Regions from separate parts of the Homo sapiens genome. Here region 2 is linked to region 1. A link is an interaction called in ENCODE POLR2A ChIA-PET data of the cell type or tissue named here. Cell type or tissue: K562. All regions are shown on one strand. Each heading gives the region's core, and the rest is flanking DNA. Links, peaks and the distances in the headings are about the cores only.

Region 1 (5,377 bases), core at 267-5,266:
CTCACCAGCTAAAAACACACGCATGGTTCTCTTGAAGGTGCATGCTATACGAGCTTCCTGTGGCTGCTGTAACCAACTGCCACGAGCTGGGGGCTGAAAACAACAGATGTGTTCACCCACTGTTCTGGAGGCCACAAGTCTGAAATCAGTCCTGCGGGGCTGAAATGGAGGTGTCAGCAGGGCCGTGCCCCTCTGGACGCTGTAGGGGAGACTGTCCCTCGCCTCCTCTGGCTTCTGGTGCCATCTTTGGCTCTGTGTGCCTCACCTTTTCCTGCCTGTGTGGGATCAAGTCTCCCTCTACCTCCCCCTTGTAAGGTTACTTGTGATTGCATTCAGGGCCTGCCCAGCTAGTCCAGAATAATCTCCCCATCTCAAGATCCTCAAATTAATCACACCTGCAAAGACCCTGTTAGCATTGACAGCTGCCTGAGGCCAGAGCCTGGTCTCCATGGGCCCCCGTTCCTAGCCTATTGTAGCACTCAAATGTGCTAATGTCTGCTGAAAATGGTCTTGGATTTAAACTTCTTTGGGGATCATTATGATCTAAGTCCAGCTTTGACACTGGGCAGGTTGGTGACAGTGACTATGGGAAAAGATTTTCAAAATATTTTTTATTGGGACATATTAATGTATATAAAGAAAAGTACACATTAATTTATCTCAAAGGGAACAGCTGAGCAAACACCAGCTGGGTCAAGACAGAGAATATTGGCCAGGTGCAGTGGTTCACACCTGTAGTCCTAGCACTTTGGGAGGCTGAGGCGGGTGGATTGCCTGAGCTCAGGAGTTGGAGACCAGCCTGGGCAACATGGTGAAACCCCGTCTCTGCTAAAATACAAAAAAAAAAAAAAAAAAAAAAAAAATTAGCCGGGCGTGGCAGTATGCACCTGTATGTAGTCCCAGCTACTCGGGAGGCTGAGGCAGGAGAATTGCTTGAACCCGGGAGGCAGAGGTTGCGGTGAGCCGAGATTGCGCCACTGCACTCCAGCCTGGGTGACAGAGACAGACTCTGTCTCTTAAAAAAAAAAAAAAAGAAGAATATTGACTGGGTGTGGGCTCACACCTGTAATCCCAACAGGGATTTGGGAGGCAGAGGTCGGACCAGCCTGAACAACATAGGGAGACCCGATCTCTACAAAAAAATTACAAATTAGCTGGGTATGATGGCATGCGCCTGTAGTCCCAGCTACGCAGGAGGCTGAATTGGGAGGATTGCTTTAGCCCAGGAGGTAGAGTCTGCAGTGAGCTGTGATCACACCACTGCACCACAGCCTGGGTGACACAGTGAAACCCTGTCTCAAAAAAAAAAAAAAAGAATATTGCCAGCCCACTCTTCTCCCCCACCAGCTTTCACTTTATTACTCCACACTCCTTCTGCCCCAAAGGCAAGTGCTTTTATGATAAACACTTCTTTGCTTTTTTCTTTTTTAATCATTTTACTACCTAAGCCCACATCCCTAAATACTGCAGTTTTGTTTTGGTGGGTTTTTTGTTTGTTTGTTTTGTGGTTTGTTTTTTTTTTTTTTTTGAGATGGAGTCTCACTCTGTTGCCCAGGCTGGAGTGCAGTGGCGTGATCTCAGCTCACTGCAAACTCCACCTCCCAGGTTCAAGTGATTCTCATGCCTCAGCCTCCCAAGTAGCTGGGATTACAGGCATGTGCCACCACGCCCAGCTAATTTTTGTATTTTTAGTACAGATGCGTTTTACTATGTTGGCCAGGCTGGTCTTGAACTCCCCACCTCAAGTGATCCACCCACCTCAGCCTCCCAAAGTGCTGAGATTACAGGTGTGAGCCACTGTGCCTCGTCTTGTTTTGCTATTGTTTTGTACGTTATATATAAACAAAATCATACCTTTTTGCCTAAGTTTCTTTCCCTCAATATTGTTTAACAGTTTCATCCATCGTTGCATGTGGCTGTAATCTATTCTTTTGTATAATTCGTATACTATTCCTTTGCAAGAACACCCTACAGAGTATTTCTCTGTTCTCTTGGCAATGGACATTTGAGTTGCTTCTATTTTGGGGCAACTAGGAAAATTGCTGCTCCGAACATTCTGGTATATGTTTATTGATGCCGATGGGCACACATCTCTGTTGAGTAATACCCAGGAGCAAAATTGCATGGTCATGCAGCTCTAGATAATCTCAAACCACTTGCCAGAGTGGTCGTTCTAGTGTGTACTCCCATCAGCAGTGTGTGTGGGTTTCAGTTGTTCTACATCCTCACCAACATCTGGTGCTATTAGTCCTTTTACTTCCATGCATCCTGAGAAGTGTGTCATGAGATCACTAGTGTTTTTCATTTGCATTTCCCTGTTTATTAATGAGATTGAACACCTTTTCAGGTGTTTGTTAGCTATTCGGATATCCTCTGTTGTGAAATACTTTTCAAGTCCAAGGCCTATTTTTCTGTTTGTTATCTTTTTCTTGTCAATTCCTAACAGTAGCTTATATCTTCTGAAAATGAGTCTGTGTCAGTGTGGGTCCTCCAGGAAGCAGATGTTGGGACAGGATGAGATAGACATGCAAGAGATTTACTGGGAGAAACAGCTGTGAGGGATAAAGAAGAAGGAGCAGGGCTGGGCACAGTGGCTCATGCCTGTAATCCCAGCACTTTGGGAGGCCGAGGCAGGTGGATCACCTGAGGTCAGGAGTTCGAGACCAGCCTGGCCAACATGGCGAAACCCCGTCTCTACTAAAGATACAAAAAATAGCTGGGCGTGGTGGTGGGCGCCTGTAATCCCAGCTACTCAAGAGGCTGAGCCAGGAGAATCGCTTGAACCCAGGAGGCAGAGGTTGCAGTGAGCTGAGATCGCACCATTGCACTCCAGCCTGGGCAACAGAGTGAGACTCCATATCAAAAAAAAAAAAAAAAAAAGAAGAAGAAGAAGGAGCAGAAGGAGGCAGGGAGTCTTCTATGAGATGTAGACCTGCCCCTGGGAAGGAGAGAACGGAGGAAGGATGGCTTAGTAGGTAGGAAGAGTCTTAGACTAAGCACAATTCAAAGAAAGTTTATTTTTCAGGCAGTGGGGTGCTCAAAAGCCAAGGTTGCCTGATAGAGGAATCGAATCCTGCATCCTGCAGCATGGATGTGCATGAGTGCCCTCATGGTATGGGGGATGGGGTGCTGTCCCCACTAGGGCGCTGCACTAGGGTCCTGTTGGGCTGTCTGTGACCTGCATTCTGGGCACTAGGTTCTCTTGAAGGAGGCCCCAGCCCTTTGTCAGTTACATATGTTGCAAACATCATCTTCCACCCTGTGGAGTAACTTTTCCCTCTCTCTTCTTAAAAATACCTGAAGGAAGGAATATTTTGGTTTTCTTATTTTTTATTTTATTTTTATTTTTTTGAGACTGAGTCTTGCTCTGTCGCCCAGGTTGGAGTGCAGTGGCGCGATATTGACTCACTGCAACCTCCACCTCCCGGGTTCAAGCAATTCTCCTGCCTCAGCCTCCTGAGTAGCTGGGATTATAGGCGCCCACCACCACACCCAGCTAATTTTCGTATTTTTAATAGAGACGGGGTTTCACCATGTTGGTCAGGCTGGTCTTGAACCCCTGACCTCATGATCCACCCGCCTTGGCCTCCCAAAGTGCTGGGGTTACAGGCATGAGCCACCACGCCTGGCCTTTTATGTTTTATTTTTTATAGATAGGGTCCAACTCTGTCACCCAGGCTGGAGTGCAATAGTGCCATCCTAGCTTACAGCAGCTTCGAACTCCTGGGCTGAAGCAATCCTCCTGCCTCAATCTTCCAAGTAGCTGGGACGACAGGCACATTCCAACATGTCCAGTTAGGTTGTTTTGTTTTGTTTTTTGAGACAGAGTCTTGATCTGTGACCCAGGCTGGGGTACAGTGGCCCAATCTTGCTTCACTGCAACCTCCACCTCCTAGGTTCAACGATTCTCATGCCTCAGCCTCCCAAGTAGCTGGGATTACAGGCACGTGCCACTACGCCCAGCTAATTTTTATATTATGAGTAAAGATGAAGTTTCACTATGTTGGCCAAGCTGGTCTGAACCTGGCCTCAAGTGATCCACCAACCTCAGCCTCCCAAAGTGCTGAGATTACAGGTGTGAGCCACCATGCCCAGCCCCAGCTAGTTTTTTATTATGTTTTGTAGAGATGGGGTCTTGCTGTATTGCCCAGGCTGGTCTTGAATTCCTGGGCTCAAGTGATCCTCTTGCCTCGGCTTCCCAAACCACTGGGTTTACAGGCATGAACCACTATACCCAGCCTTTTCGTCTCTTGATGGTGTATTGTGATGAACAGACACTCTTAATTTTAATATATTTCAATCTATTGATCTTTTCTTTAATAATGATTGCTTCCTGTGTCCTATTTAGGAAATTTTTTCTTAATTGAAATCATCAAGATTATATTACCTTTTAAAGTTTAATTGATTGATTATTATCATTACTCTGCCTTTTACATTTAGATCTACCTGTAATTGATTTTTTGTGTATGGTGAAAGGTATGGGTCCAAAATTTTTCTGTATAAAGATCTAATTGTCTCAGTACCATTTACTAAAAAGGCAACCTTAGCCAGGCACAGTGGCTCACGCCTGTAATCCCAACACTTTGGGAGGCTGAGGTGGGCTGATCACCTAAAGTCAGGAGTTCAAGACCAGCCTGGCCAACATGGTAAAACCCCATCTCTACTAGAAAAATACAAAAATTAGCTGGGCGTCGTGGTGGGTGCCTGTAATCCCAGCTACTCGGGAGGCGGAGGCAGGAGAATCACTTGAACCTGGGAAGTGGGGGTTGCAGTGAGCCAAGATCATGCCACTGTACTCCAGCCTGGGCAACAGAGTGAGACGCTGTCTCAAAAAAAAAAGGCAACATTTTCCACTGCTCTGTGGCACCATCTTTTTGTAGAGTACACATTTATACATGAGTTTGTTTCTGAGCTGTTTTTCCTCTCCATTGATCTAGTCCATTCATGCTCTTGGGAGTGAAAATATCCTCAATATTACAATGGTTTATGGCCCTCCAAAGGGCCATACACAGTACATCTGTGGTATTACATTTTCATAGGCCAAGATCACTCCACTGCACTCCAGCCTGGGCAACAAAGTGAGACCCCATCACCAAATAAAAAAAAATTAGCCATGGGTGGCGGTGCATGTCTGTAGTCCTAGTGATTTGAGAGGCTGACTGCTTGAGCCTAGAACGTTAACGCTGCAGTGAGCTATGATCATGCTACTGCACTCCAGCCCAGGTGGCAGGACAAGACCCTGTCTCAAAAAAAATGAATAAATAAAGGCCAGGCACCGTGGCTCACACCTGTAATCCCAGCACTTTGGGAGGCCAAGGCGGGTGGATCACTTGAGGTCAGGAGTTCAAGACCAGCCTGGCTAACATGGTGAAACTCT
Region 2 (5,377 bases), core at 122-5,121, 770 kb after region 1:
TATCTGGTAAGGCTTTCCATATCAGTTTCTAAAGCGTCTTGTCTATTTTTAAGTGGCTGTATTGCCTTCCATTGCATGCATGTACCATAATTTATTCATTCTCCTATTGATGGAAATTTAGGTTGCTCTTATGAGCAAAGTGGCAATGAATAACCTTGTACATCTGTCATTTCACACCTGTGAAACATCTCTTGGAGAAATTACTAACTGTGGAATTTCTGGGTCAAATTGAGGCTTTGTAATTTTGAGAGATCCTGATGGATTGCCCTCTAGAGAGGCTGAACAAATTTATGAAATTTACACTCCAACGGCCACTCACGACAGTGTCTGGTTCTCCACATCTCACCACTGCCATCAACCTTGCTTCCGGGCCTTGGCCAGAATGATAGTTACAAATGGCATTCAGTGTAGATTTAATCTGTAGCTGTCTTATTTTGAGTGCTCTTGAGTATCTTTTCATATGTTTAAGTAACATTTGTATTTTCATGAACTTTCTGTTCATATCTTTTGCTCATTTTTAAATTGTATTGGTTGATCTTTTTCTTATCAGTTGTAGGTGCTTTTTTAATCTTTGCAGCAAATGAGTTCTTTGTGATGTGAGTTGCAAGTACTCCTCTTAGTTTGTTTTTTGATTTTGCTTATGGTAGGTTTTGCTATGTGAAATTTTGTATTTTTACGTATTCAAATTTATCAGTATTTTCTTTTTTGGATTTTGGGTTATAGTTACAAAGGCTTTCTTTCTTTTGGGCTATAAAAAGGTTTTAATCCTGTTTTCTTCCAATGCTTTGTGACTTAAATTTTTCCAAACAAATATTTGATCCATTGGGAATTTACCCTGGTTTAAGGTGCAAGGTGTGCCTTCAATTTTATCTTATTTTTCCCAGAGGGCTATCCAGTTTACTGAATATCATTTATTAAATAAACCATCATTTCCCTTACTGATTTGAGATGCCACTATTACTATATAGTAAATTCCCATATTTTAAATTGAGCTGGATTTTCTGAATTCTGGCCCAGTTCTTCTATCACCTAGGCAACAGAGAGAGGCAGAGCCCTACTGGGAAAGAAGCACCAAGTAGCTATAGAGAGAGGACAGGCAGAGGGCTCCAGGTCTGCAGGGAGTGACCAAGATCAGCAGAGACACCAGAGGTTAGATAAGGACCGTCAGGGTGTGGAGGGGGAGATAGGCCATGTACCTGGGGAAGGGAGAGGTGGGGGTGGCTGGTCCAGCAGAAAAAAGCACCAAGGCAGATGTTCCAGGAGCTAACTGGGAGCTGCTACAACTTGGGTTGAGAGATGGGAAGGAATGGGGACTCTCCATGCAGCGGTCTTTTTTTTTTTTTTTTGAGACAGAGTCTCACTCTGTCGCCCAGGCTGGAGTGCAGTGGGGCGATCTTGGCTCGTTGCCAAGCTCTTGCCCCAGCCTCCCGAATAGCTGCGACTACAGGCGCTTGCCACCACACCCGACTAATTTTTTGTATTTGTAGTAGAGATGGGGTTTCACCATGTTAGCCAGGATGGTCTCGATCTTCTGACCTTAGGTGATCCACCCAGCTCAGCCTCCCAAAGTGCTGGGATTACAGGCGTGAGCCACTGTGCCCAGCCAGTGGTCTTCATTTTTAGGTGTTTACTTCAGTCTGTTTCAGTACTTAGACATCACTTGCTTTGGTGGTTTCATATCTGCCACTTTATTCCATAAACATCTCTGCGATGTGCGTTTTGAAGTCCTAATTCCCAGGGGGGAGGCATCTTATGATTTGATATTTATTTTTATTTTAAAAATCTTAATGTATTCCATCTTCTGTAAGCAGGAAAAAATGTAGGAAAATGGAAATTTCTCCAATGTTAGCTGCCCATGCCCTCTATCTAATTGTTCCACTCTGGCCATGGTCTCTGCTTACCTCCAACTCCTCTGCCCATCCTCCAGTCAAGCCCTGCCCCTGCAGCCTGCTTCTCCTATGAGGCGGTGGCCCTAGCATCCTCTGCCTCCAGCCCTTCTGCTAAACCATCCCTGCTCTTGGCTGCGCTTTTGGGATCCTGAGTTCCCCTGAGAAGACTTCCTGGCCAGGCTCGTGCAGCACCAGTTCTGTTCACCACAGTGAATGGAGTGGCAACCTGAGGCCTTGCAAAACTAGATAAGAGACAGCTGTCTGTCTTATCTCTCTCTGCTCCTGTGTGCTGGCTTCTGATTTCAGAGAGGCCCTGAATGCAAAACCTAAGGGACCCCTGGAGTCATGGGAATAATGTGCTTATGCAGAGGAGTTGGGCAGCCCTTCCAGGGTCAGGTGACTCCATCAGCACGAGTTGCTCCTCTCCACTCACTCTGTCTGGATGCCTGGGGTCCCAGGGGGTACCCACTTGCCATCTCTTAGCTCTTATGTTTGGGAAGTGAGAGTGGCTGTTGGACTGTGCTGCAGGAGAAGGGCAAGCACAGTGTGCAGGGAGGCCTAGGCCGAGCCCATTCCTGCAAGGAGCAGTCAACTTCAAGGGGACCTGGAAGCCAAGAGTAGACTGGATGGGCTCCTGTGCATCCACCCTACCCATGTCTGCAGCCATACTCAGGCCCCAACTCTGGTGCCTGGACAAGCACAACAGCCCCAGCCCAGGTCCTTCCCTGAATGCCCTGCTGCCAGTTCCAAGGGCCCCCTGCAGGACCCTGCCCAGTTCTGGCCCTCAAAGTACTTCTGTTTCCTGTTGAGTGAGGTGCAGACTCCTCATATTGCCATTCCGGGCCTTGTAGGCTGGCCTCAGGCCACCTCATATACTTCTTACTTGGCAGCAACAAGAAAAAATGAGGGAGAAGCAAAAGCAGAACCCCCTGATAAACCCATCAGATCTCGTGAGACATATTCACTATCACAAGAATAGCATGGGAAAGACCAGACCCCATGATTCAATTACCTCCCCCTGGGGCCCTCTCATAACACCTGGGAGTTCTGGGAGATACAATTCAAGTTGAGATTTGGGTGGGGACACAGCCAAACCATATCATTCCACCCCTGGCCTCTTCAAATCTCATGTCCTCACATTTCAAAACCAATCATGCCTTCCCAGCAGTCCCCCAAAGTCTTATTTCAGCAATTACCCAAAAGTCCACAGCCCAAAGTCTCATCTGAGACAACACAAGTCTCTTCTGCCTATGAGCCTGTAAAATCAAAAGCAAGCTAGTTACTTCCTAGATACAATGGGATACAAGTATTGGCTAAAAACAGCCATTTCAAATGGGAGAAATTGGCCAAAACAAGGGCTACAGGGTCCACCCAAGTCTGAAATCCAGCAGGGCAGTCAAATGTTAAAGCTCCAAAATGATCTCCTTTGACTCCATGTCTCACATCCAGGTCATGTTGATGCTAGAGGTGGGTTCCCATGGATTTGGGAAGCTCCGCCCCTGTGGCTTTGCAGGTTACAGCCTCCCCACCAGCAGCTTTCCTGGGCTGGTGTTTAGTGTCTGCAGCTTTTCTAGGTGCACGATGCAAGCTGTCGGTGGATCTACTATTCTGGGTTCTGGAGGATGGTGGCCCTCTTCTCACAGCTCCACTAGGCGTGCCCCAGTAGAGACTCTGTATGGGGTCTCTGACCCCACATTTCCCTTACACACTGCCCTAGCAGAGGTTCTCCATGAGGGCCCCACCCCTGCAGCAAACTTTTGCCTGGGCATCCAGGCATTTCCACACATCTTCTGAAGTCTAGGTGCAGGTTCCCCAACCTCAATTCTTGATGTCTGTGCACCCACAGGCTCAACACCACGTGGAAGCTGCCAAGGCTTGGGGCTTCCACCCACTGAAGCCACACCCAACCTGTACATCAACCACAGCTGGAGTGGCTGGGACACAGGGCACCAAGTCCCTAGGCTGCACACAGCACGGGGACCCTGGGCCTGGCCCATGAAACCACTTTTTCTTCTTGGGCCTCCAGGCCTGTGATGGGAGGGGCTGCCATGAAGATCTCTGACATGGCCTGGAGACATTTTCCCCATGGTCTTGTGGATTAACATTAGGCTCTTTGCTGTTTATGCACATTTCTGCAGCTGGCTTGAATTTCTCCCCAGAAAATGGGTTTTTCTTTTCTATCGCATAGTTAGGCTGCAAATTTTCCAAACTTTTATGCTCTGCTTTCCTCATAAAACTGAATGCCTTTAGCAGTACCCAAGTCACCTCTTGAATGCTTTGCTGCTTAGAAATTTCTTCCACCAGATACCCTAAGTTATCTTTCTCAAGTTCAAAGTTCCACAAATCTCTCAGGCAGGGCCAAAATTCTGCCAGTCTCTTTGCTAAAACATAACAGGAGTCACCTTTACTCCAGTTCCCAAGAAGTTCCTTATCTCCATCTGAGACCACCTCAGCGTGGACCTTATTGTTCATATCACTATCGGCATTTTGGGCAAAGCCATTCAACAAGTCTCTAGAAAGTTCTAAACTTTCCCACATTTTCCTGTCTTCTTCTGAGCCCTCCAAACTGTTCCAGCCTCTGCCTATTACCCAGTTCCAAAGTTGCTTCCACATTTTCAGGTATCTTTTCAGCAACACCCCACTCTACTGGTACCAATTTACTGTATTAGTTCATTTTCACACTGCTGATAAAGACATACCCAAGACTGGGAAGAAAAAGAGATTTCATTGAACTTACAGTTCCACATGGCTGGGGAGGCCTCAGAATCATAGCAGGAGGCGAAAGGCACTTCTTACGTGGCAGCAGCAAGAGAAAATGAGGAAGAAGCAAAAGCAGAAGCCCCCAGTAAACCCATGAAATCTCATGAGACTTACTCACTATCACAAGAATAGCACAGGAAAGACCGGATCCCATGATTCAATTACCTCCCCCTGGGTCCCTCCCACAACACATGGGAGTTCTGGGAGATACAATTCAAGTTGAGATTTGAGTGGGGACACAGCCAAAGCATATCAGTATGATACTGTACGTATCAATGTGCAGTTCTATTTGCTTTTAATATTATATTTTGAGATCTGTCACTATACACACACACACATGCACACACACACACAGTTCTATTTCATTTATTTTAATGACTCTATAATATTCTATCATGTGAATGTGACCACCTTTTACTTTTCCACTTTTTTCTGGTTTTTACTCTTTTTTTGGATATTTGGTTTTCACTCTTTTTTGCAAGCAATGCTGTATTGAATATCCTTGTATATATGTCCTCCTCAGCCACACATGTAGGAGTTTGTTGAGGGGCTGTAAATGTGGGCCATAGGACATATACATTTCTACTTGATTTTGTCAAGTGTTTGGAACAACTTGTATTCTAAATAACAGTGTCTGGAAGTTTCTATTTCCCCTGTCTTTACCAAGTCTTGATATAATCTGTTAGGTTTGCTGTTGTGATTGGGAAGTGGAATGTGGAGCAGCGTTT

What was found. Peaks named below come from ENCODE experiments on the same cell type or tissue, not always from the same donor. Only the 100,000 strongest peaks of a DNase experiment are listed, where the experiment ranks them.
Region 2: POLR2A ChIA-PET joins it to region 1 with 5 read pairs; 1 of 35 experiments calls an interaction of 5 or more read pairs at or near these places.

The regions. Positions count from the first base shown.
Region 1 is chr7:140,417,560-140,422,936 of GRCh38, forward strand. All of the region lies in intron 3 of RAB19 (RAB19, member RAS oncogene family), which reads left to right. Among named protein-coding and RNA genes, the nearest start is that of RAB19, 16 kb to the left of the region's middle. In K562, for the core only: no CTCF peak of the experiment used is centred there; a DNase peak (open chromatin) is centred at 2,152; H3K27me3 peaks cover 2,560 bases.
Region 2 is chr7:141,191,161-141,196,537 of GRCh38, forward strand. All of the region lies in intron 1 of TMEM178B (transmembrane protein 178B), which reads left to right. Among named protein-coding and RNA genes, the nearest start is that of TMEM178B, 120 kb to the left of the region's middle. In K562, for the core only: no CTCF peak of the experiment used is centred there; a DNase peak (open chromatin) is centred at 2,141.